Linked DNA regions of Mus musculus: regions 1 and 3 are each linked to region 2. Evidence: chromatin loops called from intact Hi-C (ENCODE). Cell type or tissue: heart. All regions are shown on one strand.

The links. Hi-C counts contacts between places; a loop is a spot of excess contacts. Peaks named below come from ENCODE experiments on the same cell type or tissue, not always from the same donor. Only the 100,000 strongest peaks of a DNase experiment are listed, where the experiment ranks them.
Region 1: it touches region 2 in a loop (3-fold over the local background); 11 of 42 quality-filtered maps call a loop at or near these places.
Region 3: it touches region 2 in a loop (8-fold over the local background); 2 of 42 quality-filtered maps call a loop at or near these places.

What each region holds. Positions count from the first base shown.
Region 1 is chr7:99,859,305-99,867,304 of GRCm38, reverse strand. Xrra1 (X-ray radiation resistance associated 1) reads right to left here. Exons shown (of 19, transcript NM_001164258.1): 2 at 4,948-5,015. It also overlaps a transcript of Spcs2 not described here. Among named protein-coding and RNA genes, the nearest start is that of Xrra1, 4.1 kb to the right of the region's middle. In heart, no CTCF peak of the experiment used is centred here; no DNase peak of the experiment used is centred here; H3K4me3 peaks cover 325 bases; H3K27ac peaks cover 894 bases.
Region 2 is chr7:99,479,606-99,487,605 of GRCm38, reverse strand. It overlaps Rps3 (ribosomal protein S3), which reads left to right and starts at 3,897. Exons shown (of 7, transcript NM_012052.2): 1 at 3,897-4,014; 2 at 4,906-5,036; 3 at 5,252-5,345; 4 at 5,815-5,909; 5 at 7,543-7,730. The coding sequence starts at 3,985. Snord15b (small nucleolar RNA, C/D box 14B) reads left to right here and starts at 7,899; the gene lies at 7,899-8,000. It overlaps Snord15a (small nucleolar RNA, C/D box 15A), which reads left to right and starts at 4,674; the gene lies at 4,674-4,821. In heart, no CTCF peak of the experiment used is centred here; a DNase peak (open chromatin) is centred at 3,885; H3K4me3 peaks cover 3,111 bases; H3K27ac peaks cover 2,347 bases.
Region 3 is chr7:100,367,246-100,375,245 of GRCm38, reverse strand. Ppme1 (protein phosphatase methylesterase 1) reads left to right here and starts at 3,350. Exons shown (of 14, transcript NM_028292.2): 1 at 3,350-3,523. The coding sequence starts at 3,423. It overlaps C2cd3 (C2 calcium-dependent domain containing 3), which reads right to left and starts at 3,013. Exons shown (of 33, transcript NM_001017985.3): 1 at 2,750-3,013; 2 at 713-982. The coding sequence starts at 2,804. In heart, a CTCF peak has its summit at 3,273; a DNase peak (open chromatin) is centred at 3,155; H3K4me3 peaks cover 3,027 bases; H3K27ac peaks cover 2,601 bases.

The DNA.
Region 1 (8,000 bases), 380 kb before region 2:
AAGGGCAGGGGACCCCTTCACCCAGTGCCTAACACTCACGAGCCTAACAAGACCACTGTGTCCTGAGCATCCTACATCTAAGGACCAAGAGGCTTTGCTTCAGAAATGGGGCTGCTGAGAACAGATCAGGGAGGTGGGACCTGGGTTTTCCAATTCAAACCAGTCTTCATTCAGCAGAATACTAGATTAGGCTTGGACGGACCTGGCTTGAATCCTTGCCTTGCTGTGTGATAAGCAAGTTCCTCTCTTCCACTGAGAAACTCAAAGTAAAGTGGGGAGTGACAATCCTACCTTCTCAGAGGAGTGGGCAGATCTCATGTGAAGGGCCGAGTTGTCGTTGTTTTAACCCAGTTCAGAGAAATGGGGCTCACTTTTTAGGAAAAGTGATGCACAAACCAAGTTTAGACTGGATAAATCCGGCTTGAGGGGTAAACTCAATTTACTGACGGAGAGAAGAATAAATGGTCCAAAAAGGAAGAAGCGTAGAACTGAGGGCATTGCGGTGCTCAAGAAGAAGCTGTCAGTCTCAGGAAGGGGGGTGTGTCAAGGACTCTTCCAGAGAGGCAGAACAGGAAAGATAGTGCCTGCCCCTGAAGGGCACTTGCTATGAGGAGTGGGGTTCGGGGAATTGGCTGTGCTTTCAAACTGTAGGTGACTGGAAGATATAGTCAACTTCTGAGTTTTGCACAAGAGCTATGCTTGAGAAAGGAGGCCTGACAAAATTGGTGCCAATGAATGAGGCTGGCAATGGGTACTGCAAGTAGGGAGTGTGCTGTACCAGGCCAGTGCGAGGTTCCCACGTAACACAGGAACTAAACCAGGAGAAAGAGAAAGCACCCCGAGAGAAGGGGCTGGGAAGCCAGGTAAGGTTAACCCCTAACACAGGCCATGAGGAATAACAGTAGGCTTCCAGGGAAAGGGACAACTAAATACCAAGGAGTTGGGAGAGGGAGGAAGGCAGAGTAATTCGAGCAAGGTAACCACAAGCAAAGTTTCCAAAGACCTGTGCTGGGAAAGGGAAGGCTGAGATAAGCAGGAAGGCATGGTGAAGAGGAAGCAGGTGACAGGGTAGGATTTGGGGATGTGGGGTGTGGGGAATATCTGGGGATACGCTCCTGGCTCACAAAGGGAGCAAAAGCAGCCAATGCTTTCACGCTGGTCCCAGCCTTGGAGGGCAGGCACTACATGCAGAGCATAGGCCAAATACTGGCAAGATACTTACTGGGTGGCCTTGGACACTTAAATTACTTAACATTGCACCACACTGCCTCAGTTTCTCCCTTTATGAAATGCAGAGAGTAAGTGGACGTCTTCCATGGAACTGTTGTGATGATATAACGAGAGAGGCTTGGGAGTGGGTTTGGGAGAGCAAACAGCACCTGACTAGCACACAATGAGAGTCTTCTGGGATGACCATTGTTAACGGGATGAGAAAGGCTCGCCTATATATCTGTCACCAAGAGGAGGGAGCAGATCTGAGGAGGAGAGAATGAGAAAGATGGGCGGCCTTAACCCCATCTGGAGGAAGGGTAGTTGGAACCTAGGGGAGGGGCTCCTCCACTGAGGAGAAGGAGGGACAGCTACAATAGGGAAGACATTTTGTACATCCTGACTGGCCCATTTCTCTACCACCTAAGAAATAAAAATAATACAAAGGAAATAACCTTTCACTTCCTGCTGGTTGTACATGTATGTACATACATGTATGCAGAAAGAAATGTGTGTACGTGCATGTATACAGACAGAAATTGGGAAGAGGTTCTGCCTCCAGGGTTTGAGTTGGGCTTTTATTTTTAAAGCTCATGTTGTTACTGTCCTCAGAATAATTCCTCAGAAGAGTTGCTCCCCCTAATCACAGTGGAATGTAGCACTTGTCACTCAGGAAACAGGAAGTTAAAGAGCTTGCCGAGTTTAGGAATAATGACTAAGAGCTGAGGGCAGTAGGGGCCTTGCCTGGCGTGTGCAAGAGCTTGAGCTTAATCCCACCACCACCACCACAACAACAACAATAGAACAACAACAACAACAACAACAACCAACAACAACAAAACCCAAACCAACCAAACACAAAAACCCCCTGGGATTTATCTAATCATCTGTATGTATTTATTGGTCCTTGTTTGTCTGGTGTCAGACCTTGTAAAAACTTACGTAAGTAGCTAACTGTGGCAAATACAGGCTTTTGTAGGAGTTGGGTAAGCTGTGGGAGAGAGAAAAGAAATCTGGGTGCCAGCAACAGGAGGGAAGCAGAGGGTGTGTGTGTGTGTGTGTGTGTGTGTGTGTGTGTGTGTGTGTGTATGTGTGTGCATGTGTGTGTATGTGTGTGTGTGTATGTGTGTGCATGTGTGCGTGTGCACGCGCGCACGTGTGTGTGTGTGTGTGTGTGTGTGTGTGTGTGTACATGCCTGCAGGAGCAGCTCCTATTCAGTCCTTCCCAGTTGCTGCCAAGCAGAAATCTGAGTCAACATTGCCACATTCCCCCACCCCCCCAGCCCCTCCTTTTTTCCCCAAGAGAAGTCTGGTTGTCTTTTTTTGGAGGGGGAGGGTATGGAACCCGATTATTTAAGCATGAGCAACTCATCTATCGTTTTTGAAACAATGTGCAGGCCAAACCAAACATATCTGGGAAGATAGTCAACTCTAAGGCTCCTGTTGGTTTTCTATGATGAAAATCCTTTGACTTTCACGGGTTAAAGTAAGAAATTCTATTCAAAAACAAACAAGCAAACAAACAAACAAACAAAACCCACCAGAATACTATTATTACTTAGCTTTACAAATCTAACAACAAGCATTTGCTGTTGCCTGGCAATGCACAGCAGGGGACTGCCCAATGTGGCCTGACCCTGTTCTGGGGCTGGAGCCTTTCTTTTTATCCTCTGCTTCTATTGGTCATTTGCTGTGGCAAAATTTCCATTCACAATGGTCTAGCAGACTACCCTTCTCCACCGCCTTCGTTCATCCTCAGATTGTACCCCACCTAGACTGCCACCATACTCTTCTGACTGGATTCTCACGGGAAAGCCATAGGCCCTAGTCATTTTTGTTTGTTAAGCTAAACAAACATTTTGCTTTTGCTTTGCTGGAGATGGAACCCAGGGCCTCAGACACAATGGGCAAGTGCTCTGCTACTGAACCCAAGGCCCCCCATCTTGTTCTTGAAACCTGTTCTCCAAGGTCCTTGGCATCTCTACCCTACCTTGCCAGCCTAGCCACTCCTGTCCATTTAGCCTGGAGGGTATGTGGTGAACAGTGTTCCCAGCTTTGTCCGTGTGCTTAGTGCTTAGTGTTGTTTCCGCAAAGCATATCCCTTCTCACTCTGTCCACCTTGGTTGATCTCACCCCTTAAAATTCAGTTGCGGGGCCTGTCTCTCAGAGATCTGAGTCTCTTAAATTGTGAAACTTAGAGATTTTTCCTTGACAGACTTTAGTTATCAAAAAACCTGCTTTGGGGCAGCTTCAGATAATGTGAGACCATCTGAGGCCCCCTGGCTGAAGGAAGGGAGTTAAGTGAAGGCTGTGAGACTTCAGTCTTAGAGTATATAGGAAGAATCCATAAATGACAGGGGCAGTGAGGAAGCAGGGAGCGAGGTGTCCTGGGAAAAGGTTTCCTTGGAGTGACAAACCTGAGGTGAGGCAGAAGGAAGTGGGCAGTTCCTGAACAAGGAACTCAAGTGCGGCTCTAGTTTCTGCTACAAAGCCGTGGTGAGGATGACCTGAAGCCATGGATAAGGTCCGTGGAGGAAAGCCATCTTTCCCCACCCCAGCACATGCCACCCCTCTGAGAGCCTTTACTGATCTCTCTAGGGGGGTGGGGGGAACGATCGTCCTTTTGCTAGACTCTGAGCTAATTCATTCACTTTGTAATTTTCTCCTTTATGACTCAAGCACTTCCGACCTCACAAGATAACCAGCAACCCTGCAAAGCTCCCCCCAGGGGACTGGGAACCTCTGGGTTTGAACATGTCAGTCTATTGCCTCTGATCTCCCCGTGGGATCTAGCGCATCAGAAGTACCTAAGAGACATGAGAGTCTGATGAAGGATGTGGTGGTACTCCTGGGACCAAAAGGATGCAGGTAAATCTCATCTCTCTAATTTCCCTCGAGGGAAAGAGCAGTGTTACATAGTTAATTGTTTGTTTATCCTAACACAAATCCAGCACATAACAGATTCCTTTGGAACCTGTTGTTGGATGAGGAAGTAAAGGCTGGGCTCTCTGGTTTAGTGAGGAGCCTGTGTGCATTCTGATCCCCTCCGATTACCTCATCTATATCAACTCACGTCCTGATTTGTTTGTTTTTGTCAACAGACCCTAACTAGAATTAGTGCCATCTCGGAAGTATGAACATAAACTGAGAAAATGCCTCTATGAGGCTGGCCTATGGACAAGCCTGTGCCACATGGTTTTTGATTAATGACTGATGTGGGGAGGGCCCAGGTCTCAGTTGGAAAGCATCCTGGGTTGTGGGAGAAAGCAAGCTAAGTAAGTAGGCGTTCCTCTGTGGTCTCTGCTTCAGTTCCTGCCCTGTTTAGTTCCTGCCGTGGCTTCCCTGGTTGACAACTGTGATCAGGATCTGTAAAACACGTAAACCCCTCTTCTCCCTAAGTTGCTTTTTTTTTTTTTTTTTTTTTTTTTTGCCAGTGTTTTTATCACAGCAACAGAGAGCCAGACTAGAACACCCTAACACCTGACACAGAGCCTAGAATTCTCTTTTTTAAAAAAAAAAAAAAAAGAGCAGGTGACCAGGTACAAACCAGTTGATTTGTTTTTCAGGATACCTCTCTGGAGATCAACCAATCTATCAGCTAGCCAGGAGACAGACAGCTAGCCAGGGAGCGCCTGCGTAAATCACTGTCAGGAAAATGCTAGAGATGGCAGCCACTAGGAAGGCTCCCACAATTCACCAGGATACTAGGGCGTAGGTACAAGCCTATTTGGTACTTACTTGATCTTTGACCTCGGGAATGATTCTTTGCCTTCCTTTTGCTTTTGTTTCTTTACCTGTCTCTTTACCTGTAAAAGAGATCATGTAATTCCTTTTAGCCCATTGTTAAGCACTCTTGAACCTTAGCAATTGTATCCGACATTTTGGATCATTGGAGCCTTATGCTCCAAACTGTGTATGAAGAAGGGTCAGGGCATGTGTAGTGGGGATAAGAGAATGAAAGCAATTCCATGAAAAAGATGGGGTAGCTATGAAGAGACAGGGAGCAGGGAATGCAGTCAGTCTGTTCAAGGCCCTGGTCTTGATCCTGAATATCACACCTGTGCACACCCAAAAGATACAGAGACAGACATGGGCATAACTTTACAAGAGCTACACTGTTGCACAGTAGAGTGCAGCTGCATTGTTTAAGCGGGCTACAGAAAGGGCCAATGGTAAAGGAAGGGGCCATCTAGAATGTCATTTCAGTGAAATACATCTCTGCAGAGCCCAAGCAGAAAAGTCAAAGCTGAAAGGGAAGACCCAGTCTGGGAAAAAATAAACTCTATACATTTAACACAAAGGATAAATCCATCTCAGGCATGACCCAGGACGTAAATAATTACAGGAATCCCAACTCAGCATGAGGAATAATAACAGATGGGAAGGTATGGGTACGCAACTAAAGGGCCCAGAAGGGGACATAGCTCCTAGTTACATTTTTCTAGAATGTCGCCCAGCAGGAGAATGAACTTATCTTCAGGGTAGAAAATGAAAGTTCAAGGTCCAGATTTAAGGGTTAACTTCAGCTACCGCTGGACCCTTTCTCAAACTTGAAAGCTAACGTCAAGCTGACTTTGGTACCTCCTAGCTCCAACACACAGCATCTTTGGTCTATTTGTCTCTTTCCTACAACTGTGTGCCTGCATCACCCCCACATGGGACCCCCACACAGGCACTGATGCTCCTGATTGGCAGCCATCAGCACACTCCCTTCCTGTGCCTTTATCGTGATTCAGGCAGTTTCTTTTCCTGTACCTCCCTGTTCCCAGATTGACCCTCTGCTACCGTCTCAGGCCCACTTCATTTCTTGATAGCTTCTTCATTTTTTTAAAAAATTTATTTAATGTGTTTTGCCTACATGTGTGCATGTGCACCCAATGCCCACAGGCGATAACAGAGGGCACTGGATCACTTGGAACTGGAATTATAGATGGTTGTGAGCCTTCAAATGCATGCTAGGAACTGAACTGGAATCCTGTGCAGAAATACCAAGTGCTCCTTCTTAACTGCTGAGCCATCTCTCTAGCCTTCAGGCCTATTTCTTAATGGAGGTACTCGATTACAATGTATCAGAGTGATCTGCTTTTCTGACGGTTCCCCACTACACCCACCCCGGGCTGAGGCCTTCCAAGGGCAAGCCTAGGTTCCAGTAACCTCTTCATCTCCAGCATCTCAAACAGGACATGGCCTACAGAAGGATGACACTTGATAAATGCTACCTCAACTAAACAGATGCATAAGCAAAATGCTGCAGGCGTACTTTGCTTTGTCTGCAAGGAAGGCAGAAGCAAGGACCAAGGGAGGTTCACAGAGCGGGTACCAGTAGACCTGGGTGCTAAAAAAACAGAGAAGTGACAAGAGGGATGAGTGGTAACAACCAAAAGTTATGAGACACACAACTGTGAAAGGACAATAGAAACCCCATGTGTCCCCATTTAAGGACTTCCCACCCATTTGTCTCCATTTTGAGGACCAGGCTTGATTTCCAAAAAGCCATAAGACACCAGCTTCAGGAATAGACCATAAGTCCCAGAAAGTAGGTCATAAGGCACCAGCTCTAGGAACAGACCATAAAATCCAGAACAAGATCAGAAAACCCTCTCCCAAAGAACAGCCTGGAGATAACCACAAAAATAGGAAAATATCTGATCTCAGAATGGGCCATTTGCACTGGTCAGCCCTATTTCATCACACGATTGAATGCTCATGACATGGGAATGTAGACTTCTGATCACCTATGACCCCCCCCACCCCCACCCCCAGCACCTACCAATGAAATTTTAGATCACCTAATCCTTCTAGAGAGTTCCCTCAGTTCTCTATAAGAAGGCCTGCATGCGTTTATCTGGGGTCACCATTTCAAAGAATGGTTGGCCCCTGCATGCTGGTGTTTCTGCAGAATAAATGCTCTTTGTTTTTGTATACTCTCTGAGCCTGGGGTCTTCTTTCAGTGATTTTTGGACCCTTACAACTGGAGTGGCCAGGAATTGCTTAATCGAGGATGAAATCTAATCTGCTATTCTTTAGTGATCATGTGAACATAGCCTTGCCAAGAACATTTTGTCTCTTTCATTCAGAGGTATATTCTAAGTGTGTAGAACAGGACTGAGTACATGCTAAGCGATTCAGAGGCTGGGCATGGTATTATACACCTTTGGTTCCAGCACTAAGGAGTCAGAGGTAGGTGGATCTCTGGGAGTTTGAAGCCAATTTGTCTACACAGTGAGTTTCAGGACAGCTAGACCTAATGGTGAGACCCTGTCTCAGAAAAACAAAACAAAATGTCTAGCGAATTCAGTATCTGGCGGATCATCTGTACACATATGGAAAATATGTAGGTATAAAAACTAAATAATGCAATGTAATATGGCATAAAGTGATATTACTATGAGATATCCCAGGTCTATTTTCCTTATATGCCTTAGTTTCAGTGTCAAGTTTTTTTGGTGCTCAATATTTTTTTCTCTCAATATTTATAAAAATCACATTGTCAAACTGGAAACATGCTTTTAAGTTTAAAAAACTAAAAAGTTGGTTTTAAGTGTGTTCTGACTTATGCTCTCTGGCTTCTGAAAAATTCCTTTTCTTGTCTATACAGCATTATCCTGAGACAGACACAGAATGGGTGGATGTAAGTGCATGTAGGGCACTGCCTAGCACACAGTAGGCACTCAATAAATGATAGTTCTACAGGAAACATTACTAACAGCTGAGATTATGGTTACTTCGGAGAGAATAATCGAGCTGATATTCTACCTTCAGGGACAGAAAGGGGTGAAGAGCAGGCTCTA
Region 2 (8,000 bases):
AGAGGCAGGCAGATTCCTGAGTTCGAGGTTAGCCTGGTCTACAGAGTGAGTTCCAGAACAGCCAGGGCTATACAGAGAAACCCTGTCTCAAAAAAGGAGAGAGAGAGAGAGAGAGAGAGGGAGAGAGAGAGAGAGAGAGAGCTCTATAAGATCCAGTCTGTAAAACATTTTCTTAGAAGGTGATTGATGTGGGGGTGCTATCCCTGGGCTGGTGGTCCTTGGTTCTATAGGAGAGGAGGCTGATCAATCCATGAGGAGCAAGTGTCATGGCCTCTGCATCAGCTCTAGGTTCCTGCCCTGTTGAGTTCCAGTCCTGGAAATGTAAGCAAATAAACCTCCTCCCCCCAACTTGCCTTTGGTCACAGTGTTTCATCACGGCAATAGAAACCCTCAGACAAACTTAGCTCTGCTCTGGCCACCCCATGAAAGCTCCAGGGGTGTGATGGGGGCACACAGGATGCTGCGGAAACATCTAGAAGAGGCACAAACTAGAAGGGAGTGCCATGTTGATCTGGGAGCAAAGAGCCAGAATGAGGGGAGATCACCAAAAGGATGGCAGAGAATAAGTGGAGGGGAGGTTATTAAGCTGGTAGGGAAGAAAAGGGGTGCAGGGTTATAGGATGGGAACAGTTCTTGCCTGGATCATCATCTATTTGGGAAGGGGACAAGGGACTAACTAAAAAGGAGACTGGCTGCTAAGAATAAGGAGTGAGTATTTGGGTTAAAGTCTCTCTCTGTCTTTCTCTCTCTCTGTTGCTCTCTCTGTCTCTGTCTCTAACACAGAGGGGGGAGGGAGAGGGAGAGAGACAGAGAGGGAGGGAGAGAGAGACAGGGTCTCACTATGTAACTTTGCTGTCCTGAAATTCACTATGTAGTCCCAAATGGCCTTGAACTCACCAGATCCCATTTCTGCCACCCAAGTACTGGGATTAAAGGCATTTGCCACCATGCATATCTCTCTCTCTCTCCCCCTCTCTCTCATTATTTATTTAGTGTACATGAGTACACTGTATCTATCTTCAGACACACCAGAAGAGGGTATCAGATCCCATTACAGATGGTTGTGAACCACCATGTGGTTGCTGGGAATTGAACTCAGGACCTCTGAAAGTTCAGTCAGTTCTCTTAACCACTGAGCCACCTCTCCTATTGTTTTGTTTTATTTTTGTAGCAATGTCTGGTGCAGCCCTGCCTGGCCTTGACATTCCACCTGTAGCCAAGGACAATCTTGAACTCCTGATCCTCCTGGCTCCACCTCCCAAATGTTAGATTATTGTGGGAATTGTTCTGGAATAAGCCCTCTGATACCAACGAGAGTGGAAGAGAGATGCCACCAGATAGACAGAAGCCAGGAGAGACCCTGAAAAGCTTTGATTCCCTGGTCTACTTTGCATTCTCATTTTATACCCTAAAACACAAGGTGGGGCAGGAATGCAAGCAGGATTCCACAGAAGCATACTTGACAGTTAGCAAGTTAAGCACAGTAACCCATTGGCCCAGCGATTTCTCCACATCATTTTATTCCAGGTAGCAAATGACGTCATGCTTGCTAGACAGGCAGTACAAGCAGTGCTTTGAGTAAGTCACTAAGTGAGTCTCTAGACAAATAGCTAATAACTGTTTTCCTACCTTATTCTACTTCAAGCTTACAGGCATGAGCCACCTTGCTCAGTTCAGAGGTTCCTGCTTCACTTTGCCTCTCACATTCTCCTGCCACTATAGTGTCCTGCTCAAATACATGGAGCCCTCATGTAAAGTGGGGTAATGGTCACACAAGCCTGTTAGTTACCTCAGCCTTGGAGGTGGAGACAGGAAGATTTTAGGAGCTTGATGGCCAGCAGGCCTAACTGGAATGGAGAGTCCCGGGTTCAGTAAGAGGCCCTACTTCAAAAATTAAGGTAGAAGCCAGGCGTGGTGGTGCACGCCTTTAATCCCAGCATTCGGGAGGCAGAGACAGGCAGATTTCTGAGTTCAAGGCCAGCCTGGTCTACAGAGTGAGTTTCAGGACAGCCAGGGCTACAGAGAGAAACCCTGTCTCAAAAAAAAAAAAAAAGAAAAGAAAAGAAAAAAGAAAGAAAGAAAGAAAGAAAGAAAGAAAGAAAGAAAGAAAGAAAGAAAGAGAGAAAGTGTATAAGACTGTGAACCCCTGGAATTTACCTAGGGCAGAGACTGGCCGCTGTGACTTCAGCACTCAAGGTCAGGTGCCCTCCATCAGTATTGACATCCTGAGTATAAACAGCAGAGTCATTTTTAAAAAGGTATTTACTTTTATTTCATGCGTGCTGGTGTTTTGCTTGCATGCATATCTGTGTAAGGGTATCAGAGCACCTGAAACTGGAGTCACAGTTGTAAGCTGCCATGTAGGACTGGGAGTTGAACATGGGTCTTCTGGTAGGCAAGCCAGTGTTTCTAACCACTGAGCCATCTCTCCAGCCCTGAGTCATGATTTTAGTGTGAGAGGCATCATTGAATTTTCTGAGCACGGCCATCAGGGTAGCTGGCACAGGTCTTCAGATACAAGGAGATAGTTATAAGAAGGCAGCCATGGCTGTGGTGCACTAGAAATGGAGAAACAGCTTCATCAGGTGACAGACCAGTCTGACTCTGTCCCATGATTAGAAGCCATCTTGTTACAAGGTCAAAATAAGTTCATTCCTGTTTTCTGTAACACTTGGGTTTGATCCTGTCGTCAACCCATTTTCTGGAATTTGACATGTTCCATACTCCATTATACCCTGACTTCCACCCTGATAAGATGTTCTGCCAAGTTCCTGTGTAGCCAACATTCCCCTGGAAATCTCTCTTCCCTTGGAAACCACCTAGTCTTAGAAATTTTGAGTTATATAAATTCCACTTCTATGTTTGATGCTATTCTTTAAAACTCCACTTTAGGGAGATAGCCCTGTCTGATAGAAAATAAAACTTGCTTAATTTGTCTAAAAGAGTTTAAGTAATAGTTTTTACTTTTGTTCCGTGGGATTAATACAGGGTGAAACAGACTCCCGTGTTTCCAGTGTGAAGTGAGCCACACACTGCAGTACAAGTTATATCAGCAGGTTCTGCCTCTGGGCAATGAACTTTTGCTTGTGTGGACATCAGGGTCTGTGTGAAGGGAAGGTCCTATGGCCTAGATTTATACTATTCAACAGTCTGTCCCCGAAGCCCTGGTGCTTTATTATTTTGACAAGCCCCTGCTGCTGGTATTCCACCCTGCTGCGAGTCAAAAAAGTTCCTGTCTCGGAAAAACAAAACAAAACAAAACAACCAAAAAATAAAATTTTTTTTTCCCACAGGTTCTAGTGGAGGTGCTCACTACCAGAAATCCTACAAATAAGCCCATCTCATGGATCAGGGTTTACCTTTGTAATAATATTAAATCTGTGTGCATGTGCGCACGCATGTGTTTTATGCTTGCATATATGTATACGCAGCCATGGTTTTCTACTGTCCCACTCACTCTGTAACTTACTGAGCCATCCAGCTGGTCCTCTAAATACATTTCAATGAAAGTTTTCATTAGCGTGAACGTGAAGGTGGTAAAATCTGTTAGTGTGTGCTTATGCCTGTGGTTTGCACCTCTAGTCTGAAGGTTGCTCTTTTCAAATTTTTTATTTATTTACGTTTTTACTTTTGAGTCAGAAACTCATAAAGGCCAAGCTGGCCTCGAATTCGCTATGTAGTCAATGATGACCTTAAACTTGTGACCCTCTACTTCGTTAGTGCTGGAACCCCAAGCTTGCTGAGTACAGAGCACTTTCAGACCGGAACTAGATGTCTACTTCCTGTTCCGCCTACATTACAGGTTGCTAGGTTACACCCCCCCTACGCCGTTTTAGACGCAAAACTTCATTTCCCATGCAAAACTTCATTTCCCATGAACACTTGCAAGGGTCGCCGCGCTGCGCGGCGTCATTGCTCCCGCCCTATATACCTACTTCCGCCCGCGAGCCACTTCCTTTCCTTTCAGCGGCGCGCGGCTGCAAGATGGCGGTGCAGATTTCCAAGAAGAGGAAGGTAAGCGTCTGGGCCCGGTTCGGGAGTCCGCCGCGGGTTCTACAAGTGCCAGGGAGGCCTGTGGCTCCGTGATCAGTCCTGTGGAGCGTCTGGGGCCGCCTGCCGTCTCTTCGAGCCTCGGATGGCCGTAGATTGTGTATTGGGCCGGAGCCGGGCGAGTGCTGTGTGCCTGGGCAAGGGAGGGACAAACTCCTCGAGTTCTGGACCGACTCGAACACCGGGCGCCTCCAGTTCCGGACTAGACACCTTTGAGCGTTTCTTGGTCTCCATAATAGTAATCCTGTGGCACAGTTAGAGGGCGTGTGCCATCAGATCTAGTCCAGTTTCTTTAGTAAGTGAAGTTTAGCAGTCCCTTCTCTTAGTCGCGTGATCCTGCAAGTGGCCATAGTTGAAAGCCTACTTACTGACTGCTGCCGTGTTCACTCGGGACCCGGAGCTGCAGCGTCCCTGTGGTTATCATTTCATGGGGGAAAAGTGTGCAGGTTGCCAGGTTTAGAAATAGATGGTCTGTCGTTTGTGCTTATGCACACAGATGATAAACCTGTTTTGAGTCAGGATTCCTCTCCTATCCGAGGTACAACTTACAGTCCCAGCTGTACATGTGCTACTTGGAGACAGATTTTTCTTTGTCTCTTGGGTGTAGATTATGCCGTAGAGCCCTTCGATGAAGAGGTGATGACGAGTCTGAGTAGGAAGTGTTGTCTTTGTCCAAGATGCCTCACTATGCTGCGTTCTGTGGCACAGCTGAAAGCACTGTGGTCAAAAGAAACTTCCTAAAGATGACCAAGAGGCATTTGTCTGAGAAGGGTTGCTGCTTTTCTGTAGGGCCATTGGGCTTGCTCTGACTAACCCTGTCTTCACCTCAGAGGTAACTTGTTTCCTTTGGTTCAGTTTGTAGCTGATGGCATCTTCAAAGCTGAGCTGAATGAATTTCTCACTCGGGAGCTGGCTGAAGATGGCTACTCTGGAGTTGAAGTCCGAGTTACACCAACCAGGACAGAAATCATTATTTTAGCCACCAGGTAGAAATACCATTGATTGTCACCTGTAAATACTGTGTGTACTGAGATGCTGTGTAAACTTGGGCCAACCAAGCAGTAAATCTGGCCTCAGTGGGTGTAACTGCTTTGTTAGAACTGCATTTGGGAAGAACTTACCTTCCATTTAACGTGTGTGCTGGCGTTGTGGTGGGCGGCAGGTGGGATCTTGAGTAAATGGTTGCGCTTCCCCTCTACAGGACACAGAATGTTCTTGGGGAGAAGGGTCGTCGGATCAGAGAGTTGACCGCAGTTGTCCAGAAGCGCTTTGGCTTCCCTGAAGGCAGCGTAGAGGTGAGTTCCTCTGCTTTATCTCCCGGGGGTTTTAGACTGAGTTGGGATGTGGCTTCTGCTATAGAATTGTACTTCTGAAAACCTGACATGGCCAGTGACAGTCACAGGTACTTGATGCTCTGCCAAAATTTCCTTAAAAGCAGAGCGATTGCCATGCATGGCGGGGGCCCATATTCTTGTCCTGGCACGCAGAAGGCAGGATGACGGCGGGGCAGAGCTAGTCAGGGCTGCTGTAGTGAGACCCTGTCTTAAACCACAAACAGTATGATATTCTGGTGGTCGAATGTAGAAATAATGCATGGGTGACTGGCTATCCTTAGTGTGGTTGTGAGGAACCAGAGTAGAAGGGCGATTCAGCCTTCATCGCTGCCTTGTGTGGGTAGTCGTGGTACTTGAGTATCTAAGGGATATTACAATGGCTTAATTGAAGATGGGTGAGTGACAGGAATGTACTTTGCTTTCTTTAAAGCTTTATGCAGAGAAAGTGGCCACAAGAGGTCTGTGTGCCATTGCCCAGGCAGAGTCTCTACGCTACAAACTCCTTGGAGGGCTTGCGGTTCGAAGGTGAGTGTCCTGAGACTTGATGGTCATGCCCTCCTGTGGATTAGTGTGTGCTAGCATTTTTGTTAGCAAATAACTTGATTGACAGAATCATCTAGTCTCTGGTGGTGTAGCCCATCCCCCCACTGAACCTAGTTAGGCTAACTAGGCTAGTAGTAGGCTGGTGGATGAAGGACCTATTGTTGGTGACACATGCCTGTATGCCAGCACTGGGAGGACCAGCCTGGGCTGTGGGATGAGCCCCGAAAAAATGGTCAGTGCTCTGACGAGGGAATGCTGTGGGTATGTTGAGAATGAAACGAGTAGATAGAATCATAACAGGGAGGGGCATCCGCTTTGTGAGGTTTAGCAAGGACCCTTGATAGGTGAGCAGGAAAGCATCCTGCCTGTTACTGTACCTGGGAGGAGTATCTGGTTGGGAGTTGTAGCTTTGGCAGTGCAGGTTTCAAAACAAGCTAGAAGTCATGCAGCTCTACTAACTAATGCATTCACTGTGTGGATATAGAGATAGCAGTTCTAAAGGGAAAGACATTTACACTAGCAATTGGCCAGGGTTCATAATGCCTACCCCCCAATCTTCGCACTGGAGGTAGAAAATCAGCAATGCAAAGCTCCAAAGCCAGCCTTAGCCTCAAAACAGAGGCTAGTCTCAGGGGAGGCCCTCTCAAAAACCCAACGTTTCCTGTAAATTTTATGGCACTGAGAAGTGATGTAACGATCAGGTAAGGGGCCTGACATTGTTTCAGGAGTTGTACAACCTTGCCTTTGTTATAAGGATTAGATGTTGAGAAGGCCAATTTGGTTCTTTGTTGAGAGTCAGGGTCTCACTGTATAGCCTAGCTGACCTCCAAGTCAGGTTGCTTGCTGAAATTAAGGTGTGTGCCACTACACCTGGCTTTAACCGGATTTTGTTTCTCTGTGACCTTAGGCCAGGCTGGCCTCGAACTCAGATCCTCCTTCCTCTGCCTCCCTAGTGCTGGGATTAAAGGTGTGGGCCACCACTCCTAGCTTTCTAGTGTTGTATAGGCAAAAGGGTTTTTTGGTGCTATTAATGCTTAGGTTTCCTGGTGGGGTGGATTCTGGAGGTGGAGGGGCCTCCCATGGCCTGCACTTACGAGAGTTTTGTGTACTTCTCAAAAAATGCATATTCCTGCCAGGTGTGGCTTGTGGTATTGCACACCTTTAATCCATAGCTCTCAAGACAGTGTGGTGGATCTTCTGCAACCTTGTCCTGACAGCAAAGGTCCTTGGCCACCAGACAAAGTTGAGCCTGACAGCCTGGGTTTGGTGTCTAAAGGAAGGAAACTGACTCTAGTTGTCTCCTGGCCTCCATGCAGTCACGTCATGTGCATGCTGCATGGTAATAGTTTAACTAGTAAGAGATGTAAAAACATGCCTCTCTTTGAGTTTGGCCAGCCCAGATAACTGGCTTAGAGAAGGACCTGGGCATGGGGGTATAAAATTTTCTAGAGGTGATTCTAGTATGCAGGCCAAGGCTGGAAAGCATTTGGTCAGTGAATGGCTGTTCTGGTATAACTGGTTGTTTCTTCTGTCTACCATTGGAGAGTTGTTAATGTGAAAACCAAATAGGCAGGTTGTGTCTTTGGTAATACCAGATGAATCTTGTCTTCCAAAGGGCCTGCTATGGTGTGCTTCGGTTCATTATGGAGAGTGGGGCCAAGGGCTGCGAGGTTGTGGTGTCTGGGAAGCTCCGAGGACAGAGGGCCAAGTCCATGAAGTTTGTGGATGGTCTGATGATTCACAGTGGAGACCCTGTTAACTACTATGTCGACACAGCTGTGCGCCATGTGCTCCTCAGACAGGGTAAGTAGCTGAGTCCCTTTAAGAACTGGGTAGCTAGGAATGCCTAGGGCAGAGAGTGGCATTTCTATAGACTTATGTTCAGGAGGAGTTGTGGATTCACTTCAGGGGCTGGGAAAAGTAGCATTGTTGAAATGGTCATATCAGTTGTTAGACATAGCCTTCTGTGCCCTTCAGTGATGACACGATGACGAGTCAGAATGGCCACGTCTTGCTCTTGGTCCCTGTCAGTGCCATGTTCTGTGGTGCTGTACATGGTTCCCTTGGCAAAAG
Region 3 (8,000 bases), 890 kb before region 2:
AGACAGAGGCAGAGGCAGGGGGATCTCTGAGTTCTAGACCAGCATGGTCTACAGAGTGAGTTCCAGTATAGCCAGAGTTATATAGAGAAACCCTGTCTCGAAACAACAACAACAAACACCACCTCCTAGCATCCATCACACAACAATCCAGGTCTGAAGTTAGAGTTCAAACGTAACTGTCTAGACTTCAGCTGTGTTTCTTTCAACTCAAGCATGCTGCTTCTTCAGGAAACACCCAAAGGTCAAAGAGCAGGCATCTGATCTCATTTTACAGGTGAGGAGATAGGTCAGAAATGTAAAGTTACTTTCCCTAAATCCTACAGTTCTCATGCCAACTTGAATGTTCATATGATGTATAGTTATCTCACAGGATGTACTGACAAATGCATGAGTGTTGATTCCTGTATTAAAAGAGACATTTTTTTTTCTTACTGACTTGCTAATCCTCCTCCTTTGAGGGTTCAAGTTTTACAAATAAATACCATTTACCTTTTGATTTACCATCCTTCTGAAATCTGGTGAGATTCAAAGTTATTATGAACCCAGCTCTAAAAAGTGGTGGGAAAATCAAAAGATGTTAGTCTCTGTCCTTGACTGTATGTTCTTGGCAGGAAAGACAGTTTAAAGATGGTGTCTGTTTAATTGATGGGCTGCTGACAACAAGCACGTTTCAAGTCAGGTTTGCAGTTAAGACAATACAACAAAGCCATACCTGTCAGATACGAGGTAAACTGCTTTGGACCACAGCGAATCCCGTAACGGGTAGTTGTTCTCACAGCTTTTGGCTCAGTCTGTAATGCATCTCTGGGACAAAAGAGGGTTCCATCGGATGTTTCTCCCCACCACCTTACTCGGACAAGTACAGAAGTAGGAGGCTTCGCAATCTTCCATACAACCTTATTAATAGTGAGTTTGAGAAAGCAGCGTAACTGCCCTTCAACCAGAGGTGGCAGGCTTGTAGACGGTGAAATGTCACTCAAACCTACGAGGAATACAACACACTCAGTCAAAATCTGGTCCAACTATGGAAAACAGAATTTTCTGCTTTTTTTTTCTTTTTCTTTCTTTCTTTTTTTTTTTTTTTCTTTTTTTTAGACATCTTACTAGGTAATCCTGGCTTGTCTGGAATTCACTTACTTAAAACTGCCTGGCCTCAAACTCGCAGAGATCCACCTGCCTCTTCCTCCTGAGAGCTGGGATAAGGTCTATATACCCTATATATTCTTTGAATGAAAAATAAAACTCAGTGTCGACAGAGAAGGCTTTTCCTAACAGAACTGAGAAGTAACTAGAAAAACAGGCCATAAAATAACCTACCTGGTCACTTATGTTAATCCAAACTTTTCTTTAATTGAAAGATATTATTTGAAAAGCATAAAGACAATAAAACCAGTGGACAGATTTTAAAATCTCCGTAGTTGGAAGTTTTGTTTAATACTGTTGTAAATCCATAGTTGACCACAGTTAAGATACGTTATCGTGGGAGAGGGACTCTGTGAGGTCGGTAGAGGGGGCAGCAACTGGGATGTAAAATGAATAAATAAAATAATGGAGAAGATACATTATTCTTAACCTCACTCTTTTTTTGTTCTGTTTGTTTGTTTTGAGACAGGGATCCTCAGTGTAACCCGCTCTGGCTGGCCTAGATTTGATTTGTAGACCAGGCTGGCCTTGAACTCACAAAGATCTGCCTGCCTCTGCCTCCCAAGTACTGGGCTTAAAGGCTAGCCCACCACAGCAGGCTCTTTATCTCACTCTTAAATTGTCTTTGCTGTCAAGACCATACAGTCAAGGACAGAGACTAACATTTTTAGGTTTGCTGCTACCTTTGGTTCTGGGTTCAAAATGTTAACGTCAAATCTTACTAGAGTTCAGAAAGGTGATGAATAATATGTAAATGAAGCGATCAGTTACAACTCTGGCTTTCCTTTCAGTCAGTACCTTTTCTGAAAGATTTAGAGAAGACTTAAAAACAAAACAAACAAACAAACAAACAAAACAAAAAAAACCAAGAGTTTTTCTGCAGGCGGATCAAGTTCAAGGCCAGCCTGGGGTTCATAGGGCCCCCTTATAGGAGCTGGATAACTAAGAGGATTTAAGTTGGATTCAAGTCATTCTAAGTGAGGAGCAGTCCATATATGCACATATGTTTCCATTTCAACGAATTATCCCTGCGCTTTATGGTAGATCTTTTTCTTCATGCTACAGGACACAAACTGTTTTAGTTGAAAAAACTCCTTGTATTGATTCCTGATGAGATCTCAGTATATTCTTATGAAGCGCAATCGCTTCCCAAGGAAAAAATCAGAGAAGTAGAAGGGTATATATATATATAAGTGGTTTTATTTGCTTTTTGAGTAAGCTTGGGTTACAGGTTTCACGATGTCCTCTATCACACACCCTTTCACCATCTAAGGTTTTTCCGGACAGAGTTATGTCCCTTCCCCCTACTCCGAATACCTCTAACACACATACGTGTATCCCTGTCGTAAAAAGAGCACGTTTAATTTTGTTGTTCTCCTATCCGTATCTATTAATCCTCACTTGCCTCATTTATCGACCCTCAGGCGCTACTTCCTTTCCATTCTTTAAAAAAAAAAAAAATTCTCTTAACTTTCTGGTTCCCTAGTTAGTCTCTCTTCCGTCCTCTTTTGTTTTGTTTTGTTTTGTTTAACCGGAGCGGGTGGAAGTCTCCTTAGAATTCTTTAGCCCTTTTATGCTTTTCTCAACCTTAAAGAAATAAAGTTACCTCTCTTTTTGCGCCCACGGCCGCCCCCAGGCCCTTGGCCTTTCCGTTGTTTCATCCCGAGCCTGGGCCCTTCGTCACAAATTCAACGCAGGTGCCAGCTCCTAAGCTGTACGCTCCCGCCATCCCTTCCCACGGCGCCTGCGTTCCCCGGCAACGGGCGCCGCTGGGAAGCCTGGGACGCAGGAAGAAACACTCTTTCACCAACAGTTCCCGGAAAGCGGTGCCAAAAGAAGGCGCCAATTAGAGCCCCTGCAAATGGACTACAACACCCATGATGCTTTGCTTCCCTACCTTGGCCAAGTTGGACCAGGGCACCTGCATCTGCGCAAGCGCAAATTGATACACTATTTGAGGACTTCATTGTCCAGCATGCATTGCCTTCAAGAGGTCTCTTCCTGCTAGGGTTGTCGAGTTCTCTGATAGGAGTCTGAGAGATCCGCAGACTCCGTTACCCAGTTTCCTTTGTGCGAAGGCTGTTGCGCACTTCCGGTGGAAGCGCTGCGGCGAGGGGGCGGGGCTTACTGAGCCAGTGGGCGGTAGGCGGCGCTGCCGGTGGCTGGTTGCTGTCCAAAGGCGACTGGGCGTCGTTAGAGGAGAGAGCTGTGACCGGTTGTACTGCACGTATCGTGGGACGGACCTTGGGCCACTGTTGTCGACGTGCGGCCTCCCTTTGATGTCGGCCCTTGAAAAAAGCATGCACCTCGGCCGCCTACCTTCTCGCCCTCCTCTACCCGGCAGCGGGGGCAGTCAGAGCGGAGCCAAGATGCGGATGGGGTACGTGACTTGTACCACTCTCCCAGGAGACCAGGCCCAGGCCATTGGAGATTGGTGTCTGGGCATTCAGAGTGCCACGGGAAGGGACGCTGTGAATTGGAGGAAATGCTGGCCTTGGCCTGGAGGTGTTTAGATAGAGTAGAAGGTAGATTTGGGGACTAGGTGAGGCGCTAAGGGAGTAGTCCACTGGAGGACTGATAACATTGTTGGAGAAGGGGAATAAGGACAAGGTTGAGAAAATGAAAGGATAATCTAAGGGATGACGGGAATCAACTCTAGAAGTGATGAGTCTGGGAGAAAGAGTGAATCAGTGAGATGAGGAGAAATCTGGCATCGTTGAGGGGAATAGGGAATGACTGAGAGAAAAGTTGACGGGTTTGGGGAATCAAGTAAGTGAGCCAGGAGTAAGAAGGTTTTTACCTGAGGGTTATAGAAAACATCTGAGGCAAAGACTAGGGAGTAGAAGGTTCTAGAGAAAGTTTCCAGAAGTGTAAGAGTCAAGTTCAGAGAATGAGGGGGTGAATCAGAAAACTTGGAGAATAGGCCTAAGGAAAGACAGAGAACATGGCTAGGGGACTGTTATCAAGGGAGTGAGCCCAGAGGCTAGGGAAATAGGGGGGGTGTGATGAGGAAGACAGCTGAGTTTGGAACAGTGACCACTGATATCCCAGAGACTGAGAAATAATTTCGAGTAGGATTTGTTAAATGGAAGCACTGGAGAGGTAAAATCTGAAAACCAAAGAAGATTTTGTCAATTGTTTTGTTTTGCCAAGCAAATGGGACCTGAGGGAAACTATCTATTGGTCTAAGAATTAGACTTAGTGAAGCACTGGGAGTAACCACTTAACAATAAAATGGGAGTAAATGGTTTGCTGGAAAGGGAGTAGGGCTTGAGTGTGTGTGTGTGCTTATGTGTGTGGGTTAGAAACATTTATTAATTTTTGTGGTGTTGAGGCTGGAACCCAGAACTAGATAAATGCCACATCACTGAGCTACACTCCCAATATAAAAGCTGAGCTAATGAAAGAAACTTTAGAAATTTAGATCCCTGACAGGCTGTGTCATTTATAGTTATAGGATGCTTGCCTGCTGGAGAAATCGTGATAGTTGAACATCCTAGTAAGAGCTGCTGGAAGGCAGAGAGAACTGGATAGTCATTGGGCTATTTGGAGGACTACTGATGGTAAAGAGAAAAGAGACCTATGTTGGATTTGGGATTGGAGAGAGAAGCTGGTAGATATATTTCAAGAATTTCCACAGACTGACCAAAAGGCAAGAAAAGATGTATGCAGTTCTGTGAAGACTGAGTATAGGAGATGAGAGAGAGTCCTGCTATTAAAATGATTGGTAAAATCTGAATCCAAGAGGTTATGATCTATAATAGAAAAAAATTGACTGAGGAGGCATAATAGCAGGTAAAATGGAAAGCTTGTTATAAGATAAAATAAAGATTGGTCTCGAAAAGACATAAAGATTGAACTTTTAACATAAAGAAAATTTGGAAGCTGACCTATACCATTATTTTGGAAAATTAGCCTGAAGTATAAAAATAAATGTAATGATTCTTCATGTGTTTTTTTTTTTAGTTATTAATTTTTTGGGGGAAGGGGGGGATATGGTCACACTTTATAAGCCAAGCCTAACCCTGAACTCTTGATCCTCCTGCCACACCTCGCTTAGGAGCTGTTTTTTTCCTAATTACAGTTGGATCTTTCAGTACACTGGCACTCACCTGTACAGATATATTAAATGCTAGTTTTAAAACTAACTCTACATGTTTCAGGTAAGTTTAAGTGAACTTCAGCTCCTCCCTTTATCAAACTTAAGTTTTCTGAAAATGATTAATTGGGAGAACCATACCAAGAGCAGATCTACTCATTAAACAATTTTATAGTTGCTGGTTCTTTATCCTTTTTAAGTAACTGCTTTGGTTTTATTGATTTAGGTCATTGCTTGTCCTGGAAAAGATAATGCTTTAGGAAGATGCCCTTTCTTTCTTTGTTTGATACAGGGCCTTGCTTATAGCCCAGGTTGGCCTGGAATTGGTCCTCCTACCTCACCCACCTGTGTACTGAGATTACAGGTGTGCCTCAGTCACCAGACCCTACAGAAAAATGCTTCTCTGTGTGATCCTCAAGTGTCTCATTTCCTTTTCTGCTTCCTTATTGGTGCCTAGCCTTTCTAAGAAGTCTCATGGTAATAGTAAAAGAGAGTCTTCCTTTTAGAATCATAAAGCTGAAAGAGAACTTACTGTCCCATTTTTCCACTGTGCCTTGTGGCTGAGGAACCTGAGAGTCCTAGAAATCTGTATTTTTGCTCTGTATGTCAAAGGCAGAGGAAATATTTTATTTTAGTAAATGTGAAAACCAAGACTTAAGCATTCCTGCTACTAAGCGAGGCATACTAAAAGGTTAGTTGGTAGGGCTCCAGGGAGTACGACTGGGTGTCTAGACAGAGACTAGCATTTGGTTTATGGGCATCACCCTACTTACCCTTGAGTTGTGTATATTGTCACTCTAGGATTCTATTTTCAGTCCTGATTTGACAAATCTCATTTCTGTCTGTTTCAAAGCTTTTTTAAAAAAATTTCTCCTTTTGCTGGCTTTTTACTTACCATTTCCTTCCTACCTTGGTTTGATGGACACAGGGGTCTTACTGTACAGCTGTGGCTGGCCTGGAACTTGCTATGTAGACCAGACTGATCTGGATCCTCCTGAATTTGCTTCCTGAGTGCTGGGATTGTAGGCATTCACCACCATACCCAAACTGATTTTTTTTTGTTTTGTTCTTGTGTTTTGTTTTTTGGGGTTATTTTTGCAACTGTGTCTCAGGCTGGCTCTAGGCAGTCCTTTTTTCCTGGGCTTCATAATGCTGGGGTTAGAAGTGTTTGTCCTGCTTTTTTGCTTCAATTTCACTAAATTTTATGTATACTTGTTTATTCCAACTTTATGAATTCCAAGTTTATGAATTTTCTTGAGTTTCCATCATTTGGTTTTTCAAATTGTACTTAAAAATTCCAATATATTCATAGATAATATAGTAATACTTACGCTTGCACTGTCACTACAACTTAATTATGAGATTTGGTTTAATTTACCTACAGTCCTATAAAATATATATTCCTCCCCATTTATTGGTAAGGAAATTTTATATCAGATCAAAAGTCACCCAACTGGTATGTGGTAGAACTAGAATTCAATCTAGCTTTAGCTTTTGGTTATCATCCCTTTTTTAAGTATACTGGTGCTGCTCTTGGGTAAGGCCTGAAATCCTGGTGGCATAATTCTTTAGTAGATGTTCTTAAATGACACAAACATAGTTGTCTGAAGTTCCTACAGACGTGAGGCTGCTCTCACTAAATTGAACTGGGGTCCTTGTCTGGGAACCCTGCTATGCTTGAGGGGAGTACCACTTACAACCCTCTGCTTCAGACTGGGAAGTGGGAGCACACACTTGAAATCCTAGCACTTAGGAGATAGAGGCAGGCAGACCTCTGAGTTCGAGGCCAGCCTAGTTTATAAAGTGAGCTCCAGAGCAGCCAAGGCTAAATGGAGAAACCATGTTTACAAACAAACAAACTGGTGCATAGAAATCAGCGTGTGTGTGTGTGTGTGTGTGTGTGTGTGTGTGTGTATGTGTGTGTGTCTCCAATGAATTAAACTAGGGTAAGGGAGGATTAATTTGTTTCTCCCCCATGTGCACCTTTTTTTTTTTTTTTTTTGAGACAGAATCATGTAAACACTTAATTATCCTGTCTCTGACCAGGGGGTTATAGTCATGTACCACATGCTCAGGTAACATTTTCTTTTAACAAATGTCCATTGACTTGCCTGATACCACAGAATCATTGGCAGAAACAGCATTCAAGCTCAGTACTCTGGATTTTTTAGTTCATTGATCTTCTTGGGTCAAAGAGTGTGGTGTTCAGAATAACACAGATAAAGAACGAGCCCTGTGCAGTGTTTGCTGAAGGGTACAGACTGCTGGTAAAACACCAAATCCCTCTGATTCTGATTTGTGTACTTTTAAAATTATATCAAAATAAATTATACATATATGTACATACACACACACCTATATATATAATTTATTAGGGTTTTTTTTTCTTTTTTTTTTTTTCAGGACAGGCTTTCTCTGAATAGTCCTGGCTGTCCTGAAACTCACTCTGTAGACCAGACTTCCCTAGAGCTGTGGTATATTCATACTTCATTTCTTTCCTTTTTTTTTCAAATTTATTTTTTATTTATATGAGTACACTGTAGCTGTCTTCAAACACACCAGAAGAGTGCACTGGATTCCATTCCAGATGGTTGTGATTGCTGGGAATTGAACTCAGGACCTCTGGAAGAGCAGTCAGTACTCTTAACCGCTGAGCCATCTCTCCAGCCCACCTCATTTCTTTCTATGACTGAATTTATTCTATTGTGTTAGTATATACCCCCAACTCTGCCAAAGATTTGAGAGGGGGGCAGGGAAG